Linked DNA regions of Homo sapiens: regions 1 and 3 are each linked to region 2. Evidence: read pairs that join two places in POLR2A ChIA-PET (ENCODE). Cell type or tissue: CD4-positive, alpha-beta T cell. All regions are shown on one strand.

Region 1 (8,000 bases), 430 kb before region 2:
AAAGGAACAATTCACTGCAGACATTCAGGCCATACATTGTGAAGTCTCACTTTTATCCAGTGGTTCAGAACCCTGGTCACAAACCCTCACTGTGGTTGCATGATTTAACCCTAACCAGAATCTATCTGCAAAAAATTGTACAAACTTTCCAAACTAAAATAAAAACCTAGAAATTCCACGTTGTGATTCTCAAATCCACTAGAGTGGATTTCATAATGAAAGACATCTTGACTAGCCTTTATAACTCAACTAAAATAAGCTTTTATCTTGATGGTTTTAAACTTGACTTGAATGAAAAATAGAGAGTGAGAATGGAATGTCGTATTACAAAGATGGCTTTGTCTTCAAAATTTGAAGTTTTTATGTGTTTACTCCTCAACGCAGGCGAAATTCCTGGCTTAGAAGCTGTCAGTTTGCTACAGAAATAAACTTTCCCATTTGTAAACCTGGCATGAGGAAACAAAGGAACTAGATAATTCATAACCTACGATTCTAAGTAAGACTTTAGTATTTAAGTGCTCAAACCTCAAAATGCTATGTATTGCTGCCCTAGACTCACAACTTACAGGTGCCTGCAAATTCATATATAAATCAATTTTGCAAATCACATCATAAGTAAAAGGGCATCCGGCAAATCTCTACTGGAAGCTTAGAGAGAAACCTTCTAAAACAAATAATCATTCCAAATATATTTGCCCTACATGGTTTTTGCATTTGAGTTTTCCTACTGTAAGGCAGAAAAACTGTGAAGGAAGAGATGCCTCATTTAATTTGGAAGAGTAACTCAAAGTGTGCAAAATATGGCAAGAGGGTTCTCCTCATGACGTTGGACTAGGGTGGGTTGGTTTTCTGAGGATCAGATCCAGTTTTACTGCTTATGACAAGTGGAAACAAGGAGGCTAAAAAACAGAAATTGGATAGTAGGAACTTGTAGATGCCAAAAGCATAAAATAGAAATTCTCTTGATCATGCACCTGCAGGTCTCTACCACCAAGGCTTTTCTTTACCAAAGCTGCACCTGCTGTCCAAGTGGGACAGGGAACAGATGTGGCTAAAGAGTTTCCATTTGACTCTCCAGAGATGCTCATTCCAGGATGTGCCTGGGAGAGCCACACAGTCCATTCCTCCTCTTGAGAACTTGGCTTCAAATTAGGCCCAGGATGGGGAGCTTCTGGGTCACAGAAATATCACTTTTCTTAGTCAGTACCCCTGCTACTCATGTGTTTCAAGCATCGTCTAATTATATTATGAAGTATACTTATAGCTACCCAACAACTCACTTCACTGCTATGTGGATCACAGAAAAAGAATCAACATTTCAGGTTGGGCATGGCAGCTCACGTCTGTAATCCCAACACTTTGGGAGGCCAAGGCGGGAGGCTTGCTTGAGCCCAGGAGTTCAAGCCTAGCCTGGGCAAAATAGCAAAACCCTATTTCTACAAAATATTTAAAAAATTAGCTGGTTGTGCTGGCACATGCCTGTAGTCCCAGGTACTTGGAAAAGATAGCTTGAGCCTAGAAATTTGAGGCTACAGTGAGCTATGATAGCACCACTGCTCTCCAGCCTGAGCAATGGAATGAGACCCCATCTTTAAAAAAATTAAAATCAATGTAAAAAAGAATCAACATTTTAAAAGCCTTCACACTAACAGCAAAGATAAAGATTTGTAATACTTTAGGGAAAAAACATGTGTAGTCAATGCTTTTTAGTGCTTTTGGTGGTATTTTTGGATCTCTCAGTTGAAAGGCAAGTGAGTAGTTTATGTGGGCTTTGTTTGCTCAGTCTCAAGGATTCTTTCAAGAAGCACAGGCTCACTGTACTCAGGTGGTAGTCACTATAGTATTAATCTATAGAATAGAATAACTAGAATCTTTTCCAGGAATTTTGAAGACATTACACATCCATTCACTCAGTTCATTCATTCACTTGGTTCATTCATTCATTCATTCAATATTTAATCAATGGCTGGGTAAATAAGAGGCAATAGAGAGACCGAGAGACAAGAGAGTTAAGCATAGGGAAAAAAAAAAAAAAAAGACGGTAGAAGAGTTAGACCAAGAGTGTGGATTCAAACAAATAATTCCTACACACATCAGAAATATGTGTGTGAAATACCCAGCACAGGTGAGAGTTTACCTGCACTCGCCAAAGCTCGAACCTGCAGCGCTTCCGTGGGGATCATGTGTCGAAATCTGAAGGGGTCCCAGTCCTCATAAATGGAAAGCCTGTGAGATCCTACCTGCAGAGGAGAAGGAACCAGCTGCATAAGAAGAATCTAACCTGCCCCGGACCAGTTCCCTGCATTTTCTAAACCAGCGACAGACTCTCACGCAGTAACTCTAGGCGTGCCCAAAGGATCTTCACCCCCATGAGCTCCTGTCCATCCAGCAGGAAGTGAGAGGCTGCGTGATAAATACGTTGAGGGGAGGGTGTGCAAAGAAGTTTGCTAAGCAAATGCAGTGAAGAGAGACACACAGAGAAGAGGAGAAAAAGGATCCCAAAAGAAGAACAGGGGCAACAGAGAAGGGGAAAAGTAGCGTTAGGAAGGTTCTGGGCCATGGCAGACCCAATCACCAATTGAGTCCAGTTGGTTCCAATTCACAAAAATGAGACCAATTCATGTTTGTGCTCTAAACATAAGCCTGCCTGAAAAGATGGCAGGATGAGTGATCTCAAGCATCCTTAGCAATGCTTAAGAAAGAAAAAAGATCATAAAAAGGCTCATACTGACAAAATGGTAGAATTATGCAGGCATAACTGATAAGCAGATAGAGAAATAGTTTCAAACCATGGGGTAACATAAGATGTCTTACAAGTTTCTTCTTCTGTTTGGAACCATCTTTATACACAAGGACCACAGCAGTTTTGAAGACTGGAAAAAATAAAATAAAGACAGTTATGGTATGTCATGTGTAGGGTTTTCCCCTTGACATCACCAACTTGTGGTAATAAACACTACAGTTATGAAGAGGACGTTGAGATCCCAGTTAACTGACTCCCACCCACCTTCCATTCATTCATCACATCTGTGAAAATCAAAAGCCTATTGAGACACAAGTTTCCAGGTTCAAAATAAACATAGAAAGCCTACATAAATGGAATTAACCTATGGCCCAAAAAACTTTTGCGTAAAATATGTTAGGTATGATACAATTTCAAGGTTAAAACTTCAGCTGATACATATTCAACAAAAATGTACTAATTCAGTAGATGGAGGAATAATATAAACGTCTTTCACAATAACAATGCAATTGCTGAAGATGATTTACATTTATGCAAATTAAGGTAATAGTGCACATAGACAGTGATAATTTAGGAAATATAACTCATCTTTTGACCTAAAGAAACAAAAATGAGTTTATGAAATAGAATTCAACTGTATGTCTTCCAGAATGACTGAATCAGGTAAGCTCTCTAGGAGTGGTAAACATGTAGTTTCATTCTTATATTCTTTCGGGGGTGGGGAGATACAATGGAGTTATGCATAATCTTCCAGAGAATTTGTTAAGCAATGCCAAGCACATTTAACCTGCAGTGATTCTGATTCTTCCTAGAAGGGTAAGTAGAGTTGGCACCCAGAAGGAATAGAAGGGTGACTGACTCCTGCCTGTCCTTTGTTCTCTGTGTCAGCGTCTCTGCTATGGTCCAAATGTTTGTGTTTCCCCAAAATTCATACCTTGAAACTAATCACCCTTGTGATGGTTTCAGGAGGTGGGCCTTTGAGAAGTGATCAGGCCCTGAGGACTCTGTCCTCATGAATGGGATGAGTGTCCTTATAAGAGACTTGAGAGAGATGCCTTGACCCTTTCGCCATATGAAGCCACAGCTAGGAAGTAGGAGAAAGCAGGATCTTGGACTTCCAGCCTCCACAACTGTGAGAAATAAATCTCTGTTGTTTGGAAGCTGGCCACTTTATGGTATTTTGTTATAGCAGCCCAAATGGACTAAGATAGTCTCCATTATCCCTTCATACTGACCCCAAGGAATAGCCCAGTCACACAGCGGCTGAAGGAGGCACAGCCTTGTACACCAGACACAGAATTACAAAAGGAACAAACATTCAGAGAATTCTCAGGGATGGGCCACCAGGCTCACAGGCCCTTTGGAGGCCAACTGGAAGTATCTGGTTCAATTTCTATCCTACGGAGGGCAGGTCGGTCTTGTCTCCTCTTTGTGTAAGATCATGCTAATCTCCACTGCAGGGAAATAAGCGCTGAGATGCAAAGAAACTGACTCCAGCCACTCGGTCTAGACTGCCCATAGCCCTTCACACCTCACAGCATCTGACCCCTCAAGGTTCCCAGAGCACAGACTGGCAGGTTCCCCACAAAGGTTCACACTGACCCGAGGAGGCCACACCAGCTCTTCACAGCAGCTGAGCACAAGCAACCTGAGAAGGCCTTTTATTCCCACTATGAAGCCTTCAGAAATCAGAGAGGCTGGGACAGCTAGGTCCTCTTAGAAATGAAAGAGCTCTACCCCAATGACTCTAATCTCAGAAGCGCCACCATGCCACTGGGACCACAGCTCAATGCTATGATTCCCTCGATTTCCCTCAATCTTAACCATTGTGGATCACAGCAGGAGGGCCAGAAAGTGAGCTTCAGCCTGGCACCGGGACCTCAGCCTCTCCCTTAAACTTTCCCTAATCCTCGGAGCTAGTGTTACTCAAGTGACTCCACAGTGTTGCCCGATCCCTTCAGACATGGCCTTGATGATCTCCAAAACTCATGCTACCTTTGCCAGCCTAAAGCATCCACTCTGTGCCCCAAAACGTGAATGTCAAATACCCTTCAAGGCAGAAGGCTATTTCTATTTTTGTTTGTTTCTGTTTAAGGCAACAATCACCAACATTTGGTACACATGAGCCATCCTGTGAAACATCAAGGCGCTTCGTTGGCAGCAAGTCAACTTCGGTTTCAGAAGAAAGCTGCACTATTTCCTGAGGTTAGAGGTTTAAACCAAAACAAGACAACCACATTTTAACCCCAAATCTGCCGACTGAGGGTAACCATGATCCTTCCTTCACAGCACCTCTTCCTTATTTCAACTCCTTGCTCAGCCTTTCTGCTAGTTCTGCCTTGCTACTTGAAATCACACCCAAACCATCAAACTTGTCTCTTTAACGGCTGGGAATCCACAGAAGCTCATCATGACTACAGCCTTTGTTCATAATCCCAATTTTAATCCTTCCCCTTCTCTTTCCTATTACTCTGGAGAGGATTCTGAATAATGATAAACACGTCTTGTACCTCAGAGCCTTCAGTTTTTCTCTTATGAACTACAGCCCCTATTGAGTTTGCTGACAGTGTGATGCCCATGAAGCTGGAGTATGCAGTCTCCATTTACACCAGGGACAGGTGCTGTGGGCCCGCCTTCCTGGAGACAGCACCCACACCGACTTCTCATAAACAGCCCAGGAGGCAGGGAACAGAGTAATGTAGAGTCCACTATCGGAGCCTGTGCAGAAAGTGGTACCTAAATCCCCAACCTCAAAACCAGCATTTTCCTGAATCACTTACACCATGGGTTGGCAAACAAGGGCCCTCAGGCCAGACCCAGGCCTGCTGCCACCTGTGTGGTGCAGCTGCTGATCCAGCCATCTCATTCATTTACATGTTATCTAGGGCTGCTTCTGGCTCCAGTGGCAAAGCATGTGGCCTCTTGGCCCAAAGCCTAAAATGTACTATGTAGCCTTTAACAGAAAAGAGGGTCGGGCGCGGTGGCTCATACCTGTAATCCCAGCACTTTGGGAGGCCGAGGCGGGCAGATTACAAGGTCAAGAGATTGAGACCATCTTGGCCAACATGGTGAAACTCCATCTCTACTAAAAACACAAAAATTAGCTGGGCGTGGTGGTGCGTGCCTGTAGTCCCAGCTACTCGGGAGACTGAGACAGGACAATCGCTTGAACCTGGGAGGCAGAGGTTGCAGTGAGCCGAGAACGCACCATTGCACTCCAGCCTGGCAACACAGCGAGACTCCATCCCCCCAGAAAAACCAAAAAAACAAAACAAAACGAAACAGAAAAGAGTTTGCCAACCCATTTTCTCCTACTTAAATTATTTTCTTATTCTAAATCTCTTGATTTCTAACTACAGTGAATCTGTAAAACTGAGGGCAAAGCCATGAAAAATCTAAATGTTGACCTCTATGACTGCTAGTCTGTAGTCCCACATCACTGTGTGGGTCATTTACATCAATATCCTGCATCCCATGAATGACCCATTAAGCAGCATCCAGGAGATCCCAGACTCCTCCAAGAAGAAATCACTATAGAAGAAACACAAGTGGTGATGTTGAAAAGAAAGCAAATACTACTTCCCCCCTCCCCCAAAACACCTACCCCATCAAAAACTAACAACTTGTTAAAATACCCCCAATATTCCTTTGAATGGCCTATTTAGTCACATGCTTTCTCTGCACTTACATTTGTTTTGTTTTGTTTTTTTGAGACAGAGTCTTGCTCTGTCACCCAGGCTGGAGTCCAGTGGAACGATCTCAGCTCACTACAACCTCTGCCTCCAGGGTTCAAGCGATTCTCCTGCCTTAGCCTCCCAAGTAGCTGGGATTACAGGCACCTGCCACCACATCCAGCTAATTTTTGTATTTTTAGTAAGGACGGGGTTTCACCATATTAGCCAGGCTAGTCTTGAACTCCTGACCTCAAGTGATCCGTCCACCTTGGCCTCCCAAAGTGCTGGGATTACAGGTGTGAGCCACCACACCTGGCCTCCTTTGTTATTTTTAATGAAATGACCTCAACAGCTACAGGGGCTCTTTGGAAATTTTGGGAATATTAGTAACTTTTCAATGAAGGCTAAGTCATTGAAATACAAAGTCCAATGGATCTTTGCATTAAATACTTTGATTTTAAAATCACTAGGACATTCCATTTGGGGATACTTTGTTCACATCATGGAGGAAAAAAAAAAGTTTAGTTAAGAAGGAGAAAGCAACCTCCGTTCCCAGCAAGCCCACAAAAATAATATAAGGCAAGAGAATAAGGCAGATTTCCATTATATTATGTTCCTACCCATGAGTCTTTTAGCAAGAGGCTAGGACAAAACGCAACCTAAAACAAAAGCATGGAGTGTTGATAGTTTTATATTCATGAACAACACAGCAATATGCCAATAAGCATTTACATTGCAACAACAAGCTATGTTTCCTAAATTATATGCTAACCCATGTTTTTTCTCTCTCTCAAAAAGCATATTACAATACAATCACATGAGATCTCTAATTGCAGCAACTGCATCCATCTAAACTGGTTTATTAAAAAATAAGTCATTCGCAAACATCTCTAATTTCACTAGTATTGAGTGGCAATGCGATTGGGATGCACCTCACAGCTGATCCAGGCACTCCAGAGTTGCCACAACAGCTCAGCTGAGAACCAGCATCCTAAATCCTGGCCTTAAGACCAAACAGCAACAAAGTCAGGAAGCAAATAAAAGATCTAGGACTGGGGGGTCTCAGAAACAGAGGCCATTTTGTCTTGATTTTTCACTTTATTTTTCCTTGGTTTATAATTAACCCATTATTTTGAAAAGACACGCAGAGCAGCAGCCAAAAAAAAAAAAATTCTTTTCCTGCCTCTGTGTTTATGTCTGGGATAGACTTGGGCACAGCCATTTCCGCCCACCCATGTGGCTGAGTGACCACATAGGGCAATTTAACTCGAAGGTTTCATTTAGTGTTTGTGAGATGTTGGTGGCTACGGCAGGAAGACCGATTCAAGTAACTGCAATTAACTTTATTTTTAATCAATTGGGTCTTGAAAAAGAAATGTTCTTGTTTTGAAAACTAAGCTAGACTTTTCCCCCTCCATAAAACGCTTTTCTGATACACACCGAATGCTGCCAACTCTGGTTCCTTTTTCCACTTGCCCAGCGAGGCCGGCGGGTTCAGCCAGATCACGGTAGTGTGCAAAAGCAGGTCTCCCATGCTCAGATCTGCAACCTGAAAGCCAGAGACGTGACAAAGCTTACTGGGT
Region 2 (8,000 bases):
GCTCTTTCTTAACCACGAGCCTGAGTCCGTGGTGTTCAGCACTTTCATGAGAATCTGTAACCTGGCCCAGAGGAACAGAATTTTCTTCCTGGCTTCTCACTCCCACTCCTCTGCCCTCCTCAAGCAGACAGAAGCCCCCTCTCCCGGCACAGATTTCTAGGCAAGGCTTTGATGTGGTTCCCATGCTCTCACCTGCCTTCCTCATTTGGAAAAACCAGAGGCTTCTACTGCACATCTATGAAAGTGTTGTCTCACAAAACGTGTTTCTCCTTTAGACAGTATGATCCTTGCAGAAATCGCAGAAGTGTTAATACATGCACCTAGTAGGCCCTCAGCAAACTCTCCCAAGGAATTCCTGCTCAGGGCTCCAGGGTTTCAGTCGGCACACTAGAACTGCAGGAATCTGGGGGGAAGGAGACAGGCCCAACGCTGCTTTTCCTTTCTGGTTTAGAGGGGGAGGGGAGAAGAGAGGAGCAAGGAGAAAGAACTGCAAAGGGAAAGGAGAGGAAGTCTTTGTCCGGGCTCTTTGGACGAGCATTAGAGTGGAGTTAAATTGTCAGCTAATGAGATTTCCTAACCACGTGCTCCCTTTTAAGTCTAGGCCCCCAACTGATTTGATCCCCACACAACAGCAGGGGGGAAAGAGGCCTTCAGCATCCCTAAGGGCGCGAGAATTCCCAGAACAAGTACAAGAAGGATGAGAATCATTTCTGAGAGTTCAACTTTAAATAGGTTATCATATTTATTAATTGACATCTAGCAACAATGCTACTGGCCGCGTTCCACATCAACAGCCGAATAGGGGTTCACGGGAGTCAGATTCCACTCGGGGTAACTGAGGCAGGCCCAGGGGAACGGAAGAGACAGAGCGCAATCCTGAGGGCTTCTCCAACCACTGGACAGCCTACAAGTCGAGTTTATGTTTGTTTGTTTGCCTGTTTTGGCTGGCAAAGGCCCCTGGGGCCTACATTCAAAGAATGTGTTGTTGGACCCAATAATTTATTCCAACAGGCAAAAGGGTGTTAAAACAGGAAGTTTTTTTTTTTCAATAAAATCTTTGTCGTTAAGCCTGAGATCATCTGATCTGATTATGGACTGTTATTATTTTGTGTTGTTTATTTCTATATGAAACTGATTTCTCTTTTTGCCTAAAGAAAAGTAGCAGTGCAGAGCTAGTGGAGGAAAAACAACTCAAAACACATTCACAACATTTTGAAGATATTCAATGAAATTGATTCTCTTCTACCTTCCCTGCTTAGTCAACAGCCTCTTCCTTAAGTTTTATTTCTCCTCTATTCAAAGATAATTACTTAGCAACGTCGGTGTTTACCACGCAAAGGCATCCACCCTCCCTAGCCCAGCTTTTTACCTTGAGATACAAAAAAGCATATGCTGGAAACCAACAATTTACCAAACTTCTTCAGCTACAAGGCATAGCTTAAATTTCATCTCTCCTAGAAAGTGTTCCCTCCTAACCTCCAGACATCTCTTTGTTCAAACCTCCCTCCTTCCTGGACTTAATCACTTTCCACAGCAGTCCTTGGTTCACTGGCAACTGCTTTCCACCTGGAAGGGTTTTTCCTTCTCCAAACCCAGGTCTGGGTCCCAGCAGAATCTTGAAGAAGAAAGAAGAAACAACTAAAACCTAATGGAAATTCAAACACATTTTTAAAAGGGCTGCAAGCGATTAGATAAATCTAATTAAACCTAAGGCCAAGTAAAACAAGTCCTGTTTGAAGCTGAGAACAGCAGTCCTTCATGCCTTTTATAATAAAAAGAAATTGGGGCTGGGGGAGTGAAGAACGCAGAAAAGGAAAGCGACAAGGGGCCATCCTCTATTACAGATTTCCTCTAACACAGAATCAACAGGACTCTAATATTTCATACGTGGCTGTCACTGTGCTTTGAGGTTAATCTATATGGTCGTTTAAGCCCCGCCCCCCTAGAGGTTATTCCTTATCCCCACTTTACAGATGCGCAAACTGAGACACAGGAAGATAGAATAGCTCGGCCGGGATCACCCAGCTTGTGAGTGACACCGAGCAGGTACTGGAACCCGGGTTTGTTTGACCTCAGCGCACAGGCTCTAAACCTCTGCTCCAACTCAAAGTATGCGCCAAGTCAGCGTGCATGGGTAACCCGATCCGGACGGCTCTGACTCGGGATGCGGCACAGCTGCCCTGCGGGGCCGCGCGGGTGTCACCGAGGCGGGCACAGACTGCACAGTGTCCCCAAGGGCTCGCGCACGTCCTTCAAGACCTGCCAGCGCGCGGGAAAAGGCAGGCTCCGAGTCAACCAGGGCTGACCCGGGGGCAAGACCAGGAGACGCGACGACTGGAACCGGGTGAGTGTGGCCGAGTCGGCGCCCCGAGGGCCGCCAGCCTGGACCCCAGGCTGGGACACGGGCGCCCCCGGGTGCAGGGGACCTAGAGGCGCCGTGCGCGGCGGGGGCTGGGCGCGAAGGCGCCGAGACGGCATCTTTCCCCTGCAGCATCCCGCCCCGCGGCCGGGGGGAGGGGGCGTCACCTGACAGCGCGCAACAACTTCTCCAGGTTTCGAGGGGGCAAGCGGCAGCCGCCGGGGCTGGGGGGCGCACGGCGCGCTGCTCTCGCCCAATGGCGAGGTCTGTAAACAAAAGCGGGCCCCACGCGGGTCCCCAGCCGGGTGGCGAGGGGCGCGGCGCAGCAGCATCGCAGCGGCAGAGCTGGTGAGAGGGCGAGGCGGGGACGGGATAGGGCGCGGGGACCCAGGGCACAGTCCCCGGGACCCGACCGCCCGGATGAGGCATTGTCTGCGCACCCGCAGGATTCCGCTTTTAATGCCCCCCTCCGGGGGTTCGTCGCGGGTCCCCAGCTCCGTGCGCCGGCCCCCGGGCTTTCCGCCCGGTGAGCCCGGCCCCGAGGGCGGCACGGATCGCCAAGGTGAGCGCCCAGGACGCGTCGCCGAAAAGCCAGGCCCGGAGGTGCCTAAGTCAGGGACCGAGACGCAAACATAGACACAAGGATGCACAAGCACGCCCTCCCCGAAGTTGACAAAAATCAGCCGATAAAATACAAAGTGCCGCGGCCGCCGCAGGTCAGCGCTGACCTCCTGCTGCCGAGAGGACCGAATGCCGACGTCCGGACGCTGTCATTTCCATCCAGCGAAGGCACCTGGGCTGCACGGTCTCGTCTCCCTCCTTCGCGCGAGGGATGCCTCCTCCTGCCTCTCCTCCCCGCATCTCCCCACCTCCCAAGTGTGTGAACACGAAAACAATACGTGGAAAGCCCGATCGGGGGGAGCTAGGACCCGCCGGGAGCCCCAGTGTGCGGGAGACGGGGGTCAGAACGTGCCCGGCACGGGCACCGAGGCTCCGGGCATCCTCGCCGCCGTCTCCCGGGGCGGCTCCGGCCGGACGCCCGCGCACCCCAGGCCCGCGGTACTCACCCGCGACGGTCGTCCGGGATCTCCGCGACGGGGCCGGGCACGATGCGGGGCAGCCGTGCCCCTGGGGCTGCGGGCGCCAAGGCGTCCGCGGAGCTGCAGAGCTGCGCGCCCGACGGCGGCGGCGCTGCTCTGCCGGCCGCGCTCGAACCCGCTCGTGGTCTGCCAATCGGAGCTGTCAGGGCCCCTCCGCCTGCGGCCTCGGGGGCCGGGCCGCGGGAGCCCGTGGGAAACCGAGCTCCGATTGGGCCGCCTGACAATCGCTCCGCCTCCGGCCAGCCAATCCGAGGCGGTGGATGCAGGAGCGGGGCGTTCGGAGTTGGGCTGTAGAGCGACTATGGGCGCACGCCGGGTATCCGCGCCGCAGCCAGGCTCGGAGCGCGCGGCTGGAGGGGCGCGGGCGGCGCGCGCTCCAGAGATGCCTTCCTGCGAGGCTCCGTCAGCGCGGCCCGGGGAGATCGCCCGCAGGCAGCGGAGGCGCGGCGGGCCGGGGGACGACCAGGGAGCCCCTAACAAAGCAGCTTTGGGAGGGCCGGAGGCCTCTGCCTCCCTCGGCGATAGGTCCGCGAAGCTGCCTGTCATCTCGCATAGGTGGAGGTGGCCAATGGCGTGCACAGACGGAGCTCTAGTTGGCGCGCGCGCGCGGCTCGGCATCGGTGGGATTGGTCGGAGGTAAAGGATTTTCCTGCCACCTAAGGCGGAGAGGAAGGGGGATCGAAACGGGGGAGGCGAAGAGTCAAAAAATGTTGTGCCTGGGACAAGTGGTCTGGCGCGGGAGGCGTGTGCCTGGCTCTAGGGGGAGACAGGAACTTTTTTACGAGAGAAAAAAATCCTAACGCAATCCCTTCCCGTGGATGCTAGAGGATGTTAGACCCTGAGCAGCCTCCAGGTAGGGCATGGTGGCCTTCACCAGAGTCCAGGACTCCCAGGGTTCACTTACCGTGCCCAGCAAGCGAACTTGGAATAACAGCGTGGGGTTTGGGCCTTACGCTTACCTGCTGGGCAGAGTAAGTGACTCGGGCAGGGTTCACGCAGACCTCCTGGGCTCCTCTGTAAAATCCGGAAACTACAGTTGCAGTTTACCTCTCGCAAGGTTGTGGAGAACGCGGAAACGGAGACGCTGGCGGTACAGCCTCGAGCGAAACCTTTCCCTACACGAGGCCGGAGCTTCCTCCTCTCCTGAAGAGCTCTAGACTTCCCCATTTACAACAAAGGCTGGGATGTATGTTCCTTACACCTTGATTCCATACACACGTGTTCGCCCCGGGAGCTGGGAAGGTCTGCGCTCCCGGGGTGATCTTGTTGAAAACAAAAAGAATTGCCCACGCTGTGGAAGATAAACCTAAACCGGAAAATTGAAAGTCATCCCTGATTCCTCCTTCTTCTTAACCCTCTCCCATCCATTTTTGTTAACCTCCCAAACCCATTCCTCCCATCCTGTCTCACCTGGACCTCAGTAAAGGGCTCCCATCGTCCTTCTGTCCCAGGCCTTGCCCCCTGAAATCTGTTCTCCACTTTGCAGAATGATCCTTCTAAGCAGAAAAATCTCATTTTGCGCTCCCAACTCTGGGTCTCTTTTCTTTCCCCAGAACACGTCAACCCCCAGCCCCTCCCTTCACTTCACTAATTCCTACCCTTCTTCAGATCCCAGCTTGGCCGCCAAGGCATCCATGCAGTAGGCATTGCTGAACTACTGCTCTTACAGACCCCGGGAAGCCTCCTGTACCCTGTCAAGGTTAGATGCCACATTTCCACTTCCAGTGCTTCCACCCCCTGTGCTCCCCTCACAGGCCTGTATGACACGGGGCTGAAGTTGCCTGTTGCACTGCAGCCTTCCATGGAAGCCGGAATCTTATCTATCTTCCCTGCTGGATCCCAGTCCTAGCACAGTGTTTGGCACATTTGGGGCACTGAAAAAACATGGAATCCATGAATTATAGAGGAGCTATAATTATAGGCAAGAGCTTTAAGGATTTGAAGTGCTTCTAAAACATCAGTTTGAGAAGAATGGGTAGCATGGTAGCTCTTGAACGGATGCGTCCACCAGGTTCCATGATCAGTATTACAGGGAGGTTTTTGAGTCAAGTTTGAGAGATTTTCCAAAGACACCCCTTCCAAAACCAGCCTCGTTTCAGCCAACAGCTTGGAATGGAGAATAATTCCCTTGAGAAGCTTTTCATCCCAGGACAAAGAGCCATTTCTTTACCTGTTACAAGCCACCATCTAGGGGAAATACATATATTTGAAAATGAGTAGAGGGTTTTTCCCTAAGGAAGTTTAGAAGTACATCTGGCCATCCTTAAAAGAACAGACCCTGGAGTGAGGCTGCCTAATTTCAGGCCCGGTTCCTTTCTAGCTGTTACCTAGGGCAAGTTACTTCAGGCCTCCGTGCCTCGGTTTCCCCATTTATATAAATGAGATAACAATAGTGCTTCATACCACATACAGTTGGTACGAGGATGAATGAGTTAATATTAACAATGTGCTGGCCAGGCGCGGTGGCTCACTCCTGTAATCCTAGCACTTTGGGAGGCCAAGATGGGCAGATTGCCTGAGCTCAGGAGTTTGAGACCAGCCTGGGCAACACGGTGAAACCCCGTCTCTACTAAAAATACAAAAAATTAGCCGGGCATGGCGGTGTACTCCTGTGGTCCCAGCTACTCAGGAGGCTGAGGGCAGGAGAATTGCTTGAACCCAGAAGGCAGTGGTTGCAGTAAGCCGAGATTGCGCCACTGCACTCCAGCCTGGGCAACAGAACGAGACTCCGTCTCCAAAAAAAAAATAAATAAAAAACAACAATTTAAAAAAAAAATGTGTTTAGAAGAGTACCTGGCACATAGTAGCATTTAATAATGTTTACTGAATAAATAAACAGCTTCCACTGGACATGTGTGTGATGGGTAGGGAGTCCTCATGAGTGAGTGGCGGGTTACTAGAGGCTTCCCTGAAGGTGAGTAATGGGATCTCTCTTCCCTGCCTCATCTGAGGGCTGCTGCCTTAGGGTCTCCTGTTAAGGAGGTGACATTATTGTAAGGAGAACCTCAGATGAATCATCACAGCAGCCATCTGATTGCCTTGTGCCTAAGACGTCTGAAAAGCACTTTGAGATGCAGAATCCTGGCGGTAGGTTGGCTGGGTTGAATCTCAGCTCTACCACCTACCAGCTCTGTAGCCTTGAGAAGGTTACTTAATCTTTCTTAAGCCTCAGTTTATTGATCTCTGAAATAAGGGTAGTAACACCTAACCCGTAAGGATACGGAGACAGTTAAAAAGAGGTCACGCGTAGCATATGGTACAAACTCATCAAAGTTGGTGATCGGGTTCAGCTAAGTTAGTGAAAAACAGGATAATAACATTCCATTAAATGGTTGAAAAACCTGGATGAGGCCGGGTGTGGTGGCTCACCCCTGTAATCTCAGCACTTTTTGAGGCCAAGGCATGTGGATCACTTGAGGCCAGGAGTTAGAGATAAGCCTGGCCAACATGGTGAAATCCCTTCTCTACTAAAAATACAAAAATTAGCCAGGCGTGATGGTGCATACCTGTAATCCCAGCTACTCGGGAGGCTGGAGGCAGCAGATGCAGTGAGCCGAGATCCAGCCACGGCACTCCAACCTGGGCAACAGAGTGAGACTGTCTCAAAAAAAAAAAAAAGAAAGAAAGAAAAACCTGGATGAGACAATGCAGGAGAAATACTCACTGCCCATAGGGGAGATAGATACATAGGGAACCACTGTTTGGGCCCTTTCTCTCATTCACTTTCTCCCTGAACCCCACTTACTTCAACATGTCAGTACTTTGGCTCTCAGAATCTGCTCACAGCTGACTGTGGGAGGCTTTGTTCCCACAATCATGGTGCTGGGTTCTGCCACTGAAGTTGACAGAATTAAGCCAATCCAGCCTTTGGGTACCTTTATTTTTATTGTATTTATTTATTTATTTATTTATTTTTTGAGACGGAGTCTTACCCTGTCGCCCAGGCTGGAGTGCAATGGCACAATCTCAGCTCACCACAACCTCCACCTCCCGAGTTCAAGCAATTCTCCTGCCTCAGCCTCCCGAGTAGCTGGTATTACAGGCGCGTGCCACCAGGCCTGGCTAATTTTTTGTATCTTTAGTAGAGACGGGGTTTCACCATGTTGGCCAGGCTGGTCTCGAACTCCTGACCTTGTGATCTGCCCACCTTGGCCTCCCAGAGTGCTGGGATTACAGGTGTGAGCCACCGCACCTGGCCTGGGTATCTTTCTTGACCTCGCAAACCTAAAAAGCTACTGCAGGCTTCAGTGCTGTTTCTTGTCTCCGCCCTACACGGTACATCGCTACTTCACACTGGCAAAGAGAATGGGGCATTTTGATTAAAATACAGACAAATGCCATCTGGCCGAGTATTCTGACATCTTATCTCCTGAGGGCACTGTTGACATCTAAAGAGAACATGGAATTGGCATTAAAGGAAAAAATGGGGTGGTCAAAGGCAGAATCAAGGTTTAGGGCAGGAGAATGAGCACAAGTTACATTTCTAGTACATGACCCTAGCTGCAACTAAGAGTCAACATTTTCTTCCCCACTGGTTATTG
Region 3 (8,000 bases), 400 kb before region 2:
TTTGAAACGTAGGATTCCAGGATTCTAAAATTCCAACTCTTCCAGTTACACAAACAGTTCTCCAAAGCAAGGGCTGCTGTAAAAACCCATGAGACCAGTAGTTTTCCAACTTGGCTGCTTATGAGAATCACTGGGGAGCTTTTCAACCTCCCGATGCCCATGCACACCAGAGATCAATTTCATCAGAATCTCTGGGGTGGGATATGCAGATATCAATATGTTTTAAAGCTCTCTGTGTAATTGCTCTAGAGGCTATGTAGTAGCACAAAATTTAATTCACTAATATTTGTTCCAAAGCACCACTCAATGAATGTTTGATGGAAATTTTCTTACTTTTTTTTTTTTTGAGACGGAGTCTCGCTCTGTCACCCAGGCTGGAGTGCAGTGGTGCGATCTCAGCTCACAGCAAGCTCCACCTTCCGGGTTCACGCCATTCTCCTGCCTCAGCCTCCCGAGCAGCTGGGACTACAGGCGCCCGCCACCACGCCCGGCTATTTTTTTGTATTTTTAGGAGAGACGGGATTTCAACATGTTGGCCAGGATGGTCTCAATCTGACCTTGTGATCCACCCGCCTTGGCCTCCCAAAGTGCTGGGATTACAGGCGTGAGCCACCGCGCCCGGCCCCGGAAATTTTCTTGAAGCTAGTGGCTGTCCTTCTCACGCTTCTCTCTCTGCTTCTATTGTCTAATTCAACTCTAGGCACAAAGCATTTCCAGTAAATACCGGTGCAAATAAAGAATAACTTCTTCTATCATCCACCTACCTAGCAAGAACATGAGAATACCCTCCCAAAAACAATCGTTGGTGCACAGAGCTAAAAGTCAAGGCTGCTGTTTTGTGTAGGTCAGAAAAGCTAAAATCAAGTGTATGCCATGGAGGAGTTTTAAACACAGAGGAAGGCAGCCAACACTGAAGAGCCTTTCCCTCATTAGCATATCCAAAAGGGAAGGAAGTCTGGAATAAAGATGAGGCAAGGACAGGGAAAATCAGAACCTAAGAAGGATGCATTAGCTGCAGTGGCATGACAGGACAGAGGAGAGCCAGGACCCACATCCACATAATTATTATTCTAATTCTCTTACAATTACCACAGCTTATTCATTGCTAGCACTAACCCTGGTCTTATATGCCAGAAGGTGTCAGTCACCTGTCAGTGGCACTATTCAATGTTTTCTGTGGAAATGCATGTTTCTGACACTGAGTAACCCCACAAACAATTTTCCCTTAGGTGACTGACTGGAAAAATTGACCAAAATGGGCTCAGCTCTATGGTATGTAAATTATATCTCAACAAGGCTGTTAGAAAAGAAAAACTGTGTTTTTCATCAAAGCTTGTTTCAGTAGAAATAAACTAAACAATTTTATTTAGTTAGCTAGAATTTCACTAACTCAAAATCATCATTAAATATACAGTCAAGTAGGGCTTTGTCTTAAAAATTACAAAGGAACAAATACATCCATTTTAGCAAAAAATCTTCATGTGTCTTTTAGATGATCCAGTGATAACTGTAATAGAAAACTCATTATAACACAGTCATAATGAGAAAGAAAGCAAACCCTTGCCAAAATGAAAATCCATGGACAGACAGTGATAACAGCTGACAACTAACTGTGCCCTGTCCCTGTCTTATCCCAAACTCTCCTTGGTTGCTTTGATTTGGTACCTGGCAAAGGCACCTAACACAACAAATGTATAATTGGCACCTCGCTTTATACCATCCTTTTCTAAAGCTTCCAACAGTAACCACAGCTGTCTGTTTTTCACAGAATTAATAGGAAAGCTACTGCTCATAGCAAATATATTCTTCACTGCAGTCTATTACAGTGAGTCCTCACTTAACATGGTTTATAGGTTCTTGGAAACTGACTTTAAGCTAAACGGCATAAAGAAACCATTTTTACTGTAGGCTAATTGATACAAACAAGTTAAGTTCCTACAGCACATTTCTGGTCAAAGAAAAAATCACCACGCTTCTAAATAAAGACCAAAAGACTTCTAATATTAAACACTGAAATAAATGTAAGCCAGATATCCATTTAAGTAAGATAAATAAAAACAAGTTAAGAGAACTATTTACCCAGCTTTTGGTGAACTGGTGAGTGACGGTGGTCATAGCGGTAGTGTGTTAAGTCAAGCAATAAATGTTTGCAAAGCAAAAATTGTTAAGGGGCACCTCCTACCATCATGCAGTTCAAAAACTAGCAAGAACAACTTTGGCAGGATCTCTGAATACTTTTGTACTGCATAGTTTCCTGCTATGCATTTGTATGATTGTATACTTTACAAGTTTTTATTTTATAATGATTTGTATTCACTTATTCACTCATTTTCCAACCCACTTATTCCAGCTCAGGATCATGGGTGACTGGAGCCTATCTTGACAGCTCAGGGTGCAAGGCAGAAACCAACCCTGAATAGAATGCCATTCCATCACAGGGTGCACACACATACACACTCACTCAGGGACCACTGAGACATGCCAATTCATCCCATGTGCGCGTTTTTGGGCTGTGAGAGCAAACCCGAGTACCCAGAGAAAACCCACGAAGACCTGGATTTAACATGCAAATTCCACGCAGACAGTGGTCCTGGCTAGAAATCAATTTTTTTCACATAAACGTTATGATGAAATGATGTTGAACAAAACGTTATCTGAGGAACTGCCACAGAGGCAGAGCACACCTTTTATCATTTAGGCAAACTGTGTGAAATCGTGATTCACGAAAGGCAAACATGGGGATCTGACACATATCAAAGGCAGGAAATTCCAAAAGACAAAGGAACCTAACACATTCCTTTGTGCTTCCAATTCACACCTCACTACCTCTGGGTTTTCATTCCATCTGTTCTACCATAAATACTTTGAGAATTCCATTTTTAAGAGTGTGAACAGGGTTTCTGACTTGGTCTATGTAAGTTTACCACGCCTGAGGTTTGGCATCCTTAGTTTGAAGCAGGCCTGTGGGGTGAGCTCAGGTTAGTAGGATGCAGGCTAGGGCTTCAGTCCTCTAAATTCAGCTGTCTCCTAGGCCCAACCTCACCCTCAGACAGCCAGAGATAAGTTCTGGCTTATATTAGGAAACACCTTTAGCATCTCAGGGGACAGCTAAAATTCCCTTGGGTCCTCTTTGGACATTTCACAGCCTTAAGTATCCCTTCCTTATTAGGTACGACCTAGGCCTAGGATAGACTTAGCTGAGTGGTCTCTCAAGTTGAGCAAGGGGCAAAGCAGTTTCCCCACCGGCAACCCTACTCAATGAATCAAGGCACCAACCCTCAGGTGTAGCACAAGGAACTGAGTCCAGATGGATGTAATCTCTTTACTGTCAACTGCACGTTATTTGAATAAAGAATAAAAAGGTACCATATGCATCATTACAAGTTATAATGCACATACATGTTGTTAAGCGGTGTTATATACAAGCCTCTTAAAATTTGCTTGGAAACAAATTAAAAGGATGTCATCAAGTTTGAAAATTCTGTTTTATTAAAATAACACCCCCCCAAATTTTTTTTGGAAGGAATTATGAAATGCAGGTTTTCTTTAGAATACCTCTAAGCTAGAGATTTTTCCATACTGTGGGGCTCAGCTTTTAAATCCCCCTCCCTCTTTACTGTGGCCAAACTTCTTTACATCAAAATCCATCAGGCCCTTCTCCACGCAGCTTAGCCATGATGTGGAATATAGGAGGAGTTGGGTTCAAGGCTTTGCCCCGCTCCACCACTGAGTGTTACAGATGGCATCCTAGTCATTCCCACACCAAGCGCTGTAGCCACAAGTGCCAAGAAAGGTCGCCTCAATGGGAGCTTCTCAACACGCTCCCAAAAGCCAAGTATCCTGGATGTGGGACAAGCAGCTTAGGACTCCAGCAAGGGGAAGGCAGACCAGGTTTCTCCAGTGGGGAAAGTAAAAACCTCTCCCCTACTTGAGGACTGTAATCAGTCACCCTGGAAACCAAAAAAGTACTTACAGGCATTTTGAGAGTTTAAAACTGTTAAAGGGTAGCAGAGCTTTTCCACTGTCAGGACTAAGAATTATCCAACCAACATACAGACAAGGAGAGGACAATGGCAAGAGGAAATGGGCCACTTTACTGAGACCAGCGTGATGCTCAATGTTTATAATGCTGCTTTCCTCCTGTGGAAGATGAAAAGAAAGTACAAAAAGAGGGGGTAGACTTTTAAGTACACACTATCAACTCAAGCCACCCAGCTGTTTAAGCTCTTCCTGTTATGCAACCACCAAAGGCAATTTCTAACTCTAGATGAGTTCACAGTTCTAAAACTGTTCTTTGAGTCTGACCGATTTAACACATCCCACAGATTTAAAAGGGGCCAGAGTGGCCTAAAATCTTATAGCCTTTACTTAAGCTTTTTTTGGGGACAATGCGCTCCATAATTTCAGAGACACTATGTACAATGGTAATCCCTACAGTTCTCGATCACCTTTTCAGTTTCCTCTTGAACAAACTTCAAAGAAGAAATATCCAAGAAGGAAGAAGGCTTATTTGAGCAAATCAGGTGTACGCACTGTAGAAGTTTAAGTTTGATTAAATGACACAACATCTAATAGTCGACAGACTGAGCTATTAATAATAAACTATTAAAAGGTTGAATCTGATTTTGCTAAATTATTTCTTGCCATTACCCCACTACACTTCCTCATTGGAGAGTGAATATTTACTGTAGGAATAGACCTGTTCAAATAGGTCAGTTGCTGTCAAACCAGTAACACGTCCCCTGAGCCAACCCTTCTATATCTATCTCCTTCTCAAGGAAGCAGAAATAAAGTCAAAAACACCTCAAGCCTTATAAAAGGAAACAAGTTGAACATCCTATTTCCAGACCTCCCTGCCGATCACTCGGACAGCCCGTTCTGAGGGGGGATGGGAGATTCTCACCATGCACGTAACACAAAACACAATCAAAATCTCAATAACCAAAACAAAGGCAAAAAATGCAACTGACCATTAATTAAACAAAAAAATGCAGATTACATCTTTCTGCCATTTAAGTATAAAAGAGTAGAAAAATGTAAAGATGCTAGGCAAATTCAACTCCATACCAACTCTGAACCTCCCCACGTCCCCCACCAAAAGCCACAATACAGACTTTATGAACAAGGGTATCCAGAGGGTAAAAGGACAGAATACGGGGAAATGGGAAAGGTGTAATCACTGTCATTCGGATTGAAAAACAACTGAGCTAGAAAGTCATAACACAATCAAACCTAGCAAGATAGGATTCAAACAGCAAAGGCGCTCACCAGATGAAGTGTTCGATACATAGAGTCACCGGACTTGTCATTGTTTTCAATCCTGGGCTTGCGCTTTATTTTCCACAGTGCAGACATCATCAGGAATGTATTCTCATGGTAATTAATTCTACCACCTGACGTGTTCAGCACGGAGACAGAAGTTTCTTAAAATATTCCCAGAGCACCAAACGCCTCCTAGCTCTGAAGAGAGCATCCTCTCATATGGACGTCCCATGCTGGTTTTCCCATGAAAATCTACGGCCACGTCTCAACGCAGCAAGGACAGCGACGGTGAGACCCCGGAGCTGCACTCGCTTCCCACCAGTGCCCTCTGGGAAGCTGTCAAAGGCTAAACTGTGGACCAGAACTCAGGCTTTGATTTCACCTGGCTAAACAACAAAAGTTCCAGAAAGGGAGAGCTGAAACTGGCAAGAAAACAAAGCACAAAATGCCTCCCCGGGATGTAAGCGTCTCTGCCCTGCAGCCTGAGATCAGCTGATTGGCCAGCATCCTGCACTGCTCAGGAATATTAAACCTGCCCGGCTCCGACAACTTTCAAGGTATTCCACACTGAGTCAAGAGCAGGCAACTAAGAAAAGTTGTGTGTGTGTGTGTGTGTGTGTGTGTGTGTGTGTGTGTGTGTTTAACAGTTGATAATTTCACATTTTTCCACTCATGCTTTGTTATAAAAGCAGACATTTCTGAGACAAAAACAATATGGATGAGAAAGAAAAAGTCATTCCTAATGGAAATGTCCTGAAAATTATTCTAATACATTTGCTAAATGGAAAACACAATCACAGCTGCCAGGCGGCCTGGAATGCATGACACATGACCGCACTGCCCTGAAGCTAATTAGCATTCATCTCCAGAAACAAGAGTTTTCAATGAGAAGCAGAGAAAAAAGTAGCCAGTGATGATGAGGCTTTTTGAGGTTGTCACCCACAGTCACAGGAGAGAGGAGGCGGCTCAGAAAGAGAAAGGCTGCTAGACTGTCCCTGCAGTGTGACATTCCCCTGCCCCTCCCCAGCGGCTGTGACATTCCAGTACCACCACGCTCAACAACAAGCATACAATTATTTACTTGCTCAACTCTAAAAGGCCACACATAGCAAAAACTGCTATTCAGTACAAGTGCAAAACATACAGAACTCCAACATGCTTTTTCTTTATGCTGACCGATATCATGTAAAACAGTCCATTTAGAAAGAAACCAAGAATATTACACAAAATCAACAGCTCTAACATATTCAGCTGGAATAAAAAGTGATTATTTGTTTCTGTTTATTTAGTTATTTACACATTTACATCTCTACACTCAGCCTCGTGCATTCAGACAAGGCTAAATCATGCTTCCGAGTTTAGACAGCTAACGATTGAAAAATTAATTTTCAGCTTATTCTCAAGAAAAGCTTCACACTTATATAGGAGACGCATCAAAAAATATTTAGCCTTGATCAAGAAACTTCAGGTGTTTTCTTGCTCTTACTTTAAATCATAAAAAGAGACACACAGAAACATTAAGCATTAGGAAAAAATTTAAGTGGTTTATGGCTGTATATATAAATGGCCTACAGCACCACTAATAAATTAATTCCTTCTTTTTATGAAACCCAGTATTTAAAACCAGATGTTAACAATCTGGACACAAGGTAGTTTTAACATAGCCACTAACAAGACAAGACCTGGAGCCAAACCAGGTTTGCATCCTGGTTTTGTCATCACAGAGCTGTGTGACCTTCAGCAAGTCGCTTAACCTCTCTGTTCCAGTGCCCTCATCTATAAAATAGGGCAGATAATAGTATCTCCCTCAAGAGTGTTGTGAGGCTAAGATGAGTTAATATGGAACAGTGCCTAATATATACAAGACCTTAAATAAGTATTACTTCTCATTTACTATTAATAACACACAGTAGAACCCAGCCACCAAGAACTGCTCATTTAAGCTTTTTGCGTTCAAATACCCTAAGTGAGAAATTTAATTGACCAAAGGTTATTTTAGCTAACTAATTTGAGTTGCATGACAAAATTTCAAATAGAGAAGATGAAGTCTGAATCAAAGCAAAACCAGGAAGTATTTCGGACACAGAATTACACAGTGCTCCCCACATCCAACCCAGCAGAATGAAATACGAACTTATGGTTTGAATGCAGTCTACTGCATGATCTTTAAAATATATTCAAATCATCACCCAAACTTCTTAATCTTTTTTTTTTTTTTTTTGAGATGGAGTCCCACACTGTCTCCCAGGCTGGAGTGCAGTGGCGCGATCTTGACTCACTGCAACCTCTGTCTCCCAGGTTCAAGCAATTCTCCTGCCTCAGCCTCCCGAGTAGCTTGTCAATAATTTTGAGAAAATTCTGTCCCTTTTTAGAAAGCCCACTAAGAATTTCTACAAGAAAATCTTTGAACAGCACCATCTATTTCTATATTTGACCCTTCATGTTCCAGATAAGTTCAAGAGCCTTGTTCTCTGGAAAAAGAACCACGGAGTCAGAGCGACACATGGGACCAGTCAGCAAAGCCCTGGAGCCTCTTCCGTCCTCTCCACTGCCAGAACCTCATATTATACAGGACTCTGTTTATGACCTCATGACTCACTATATTTAACATGGAAACGATCTCTCTCAAAATCCACAAGGAGATGAGAACACTGACCTATCAAAGTAAAGTAAAAATGACCTAATCATTTTGGATCCAATACTTTTTAAGTGTTCAGAAATAAATGTTTTAGATACAG

Evidence for each region. ChIA-PET counts read pairs that join two places held together with the same protein. Peaks named below come from ENCODE experiments on the same cell type or tissue, not always from the same donor. Only the 100,000 strongest peaks of a DNase experiment are listed, where the experiment ranks them.
Region 1: POLR2A ChIA-PET joins it to region 2 with 28 read pairs; 4 of 35 experiments call an interaction of 5 or more read pairs at or near these places.
Region 3: POLR2A ChIA-PET joins it to region 2 with 12 read pairs; 7 of 35 experiments call an interaction of 5 or more read pairs at or near these places.

Annotation. Positions count from the first base shown.
Region 1 is chr21:31,128,076-31,136,075 of GRCh38, forward strand. TIAM1 (TIAM Rac1 associated GEF 1) reads right to left here. Exons shown (of 28, transcript NM_001353694.2): 23 at 7,858-7,966; 24 at 2,815-2,873; 25 at 2,138-2,240. Among named protein-coding and RNA genes, the nearest start is that of KRTAP19-8, 94 kb to the left of the region's middle. RefSeq lists an enhancer at 5,019-5,068. In CD4-positive, alpha-beta T cell, no CTCF peak of the experiment used is centred here; a DNase peak (open chromatin) is centred at 4,956; H3K4me3 peaks cover 1,445 bases; H3K27ac peaks cover 400 bases.
Region 2 is chr21:31,555,501-31,563,500 of GRCh38, forward strand. It overlaps TIAM1-AS1 (TIAM1 antisense RNA 1), which reads left to right and starts at 3,733. Exons shown (of 2, transcript NR_171013.1): 1 at 3,733-4,095; 2 at 4,517-4,987. It also overlaps a transcript of TIAM1 not described here. RefSeq lists enhancers at 1,733-2,546, 3,360-4,172 and a silencer at 3,452-4,081. In CD4-positive, alpha-beta T cell, no CTCF peak of the experiment used is centred here; DNase peaks (open chromatin) are centred at 2,611, 3,251, 3,671, 3,991 and 2 weaker places; H3K4me3 peaks cover 2,627 bases; H3K27me3 peaks cover 1,011 bases.
Region 3 is chr21:31,155,177-31,163,176 of GRCh38, forward strand. The region is part of intron 16 of TIAM1 (TIAM Rac1 associated GEF 1); the gene reads right to left. Among named protein-coding and RNA genes, the nearest start is that of KRTAP19-8, 120 kb to the left of the region's middle. RefSeq lists an enhancer at 3,498-4,027. In CD4-positive, alpha-beta T cell, no CTCF peak of the experiment used is centred here; DNase peaks (open chromatin) are centred at 4,215 and 6,207; H3K4me3 peaks cover 1,892 bases; H3K27ac peaks cover 3,415 bases.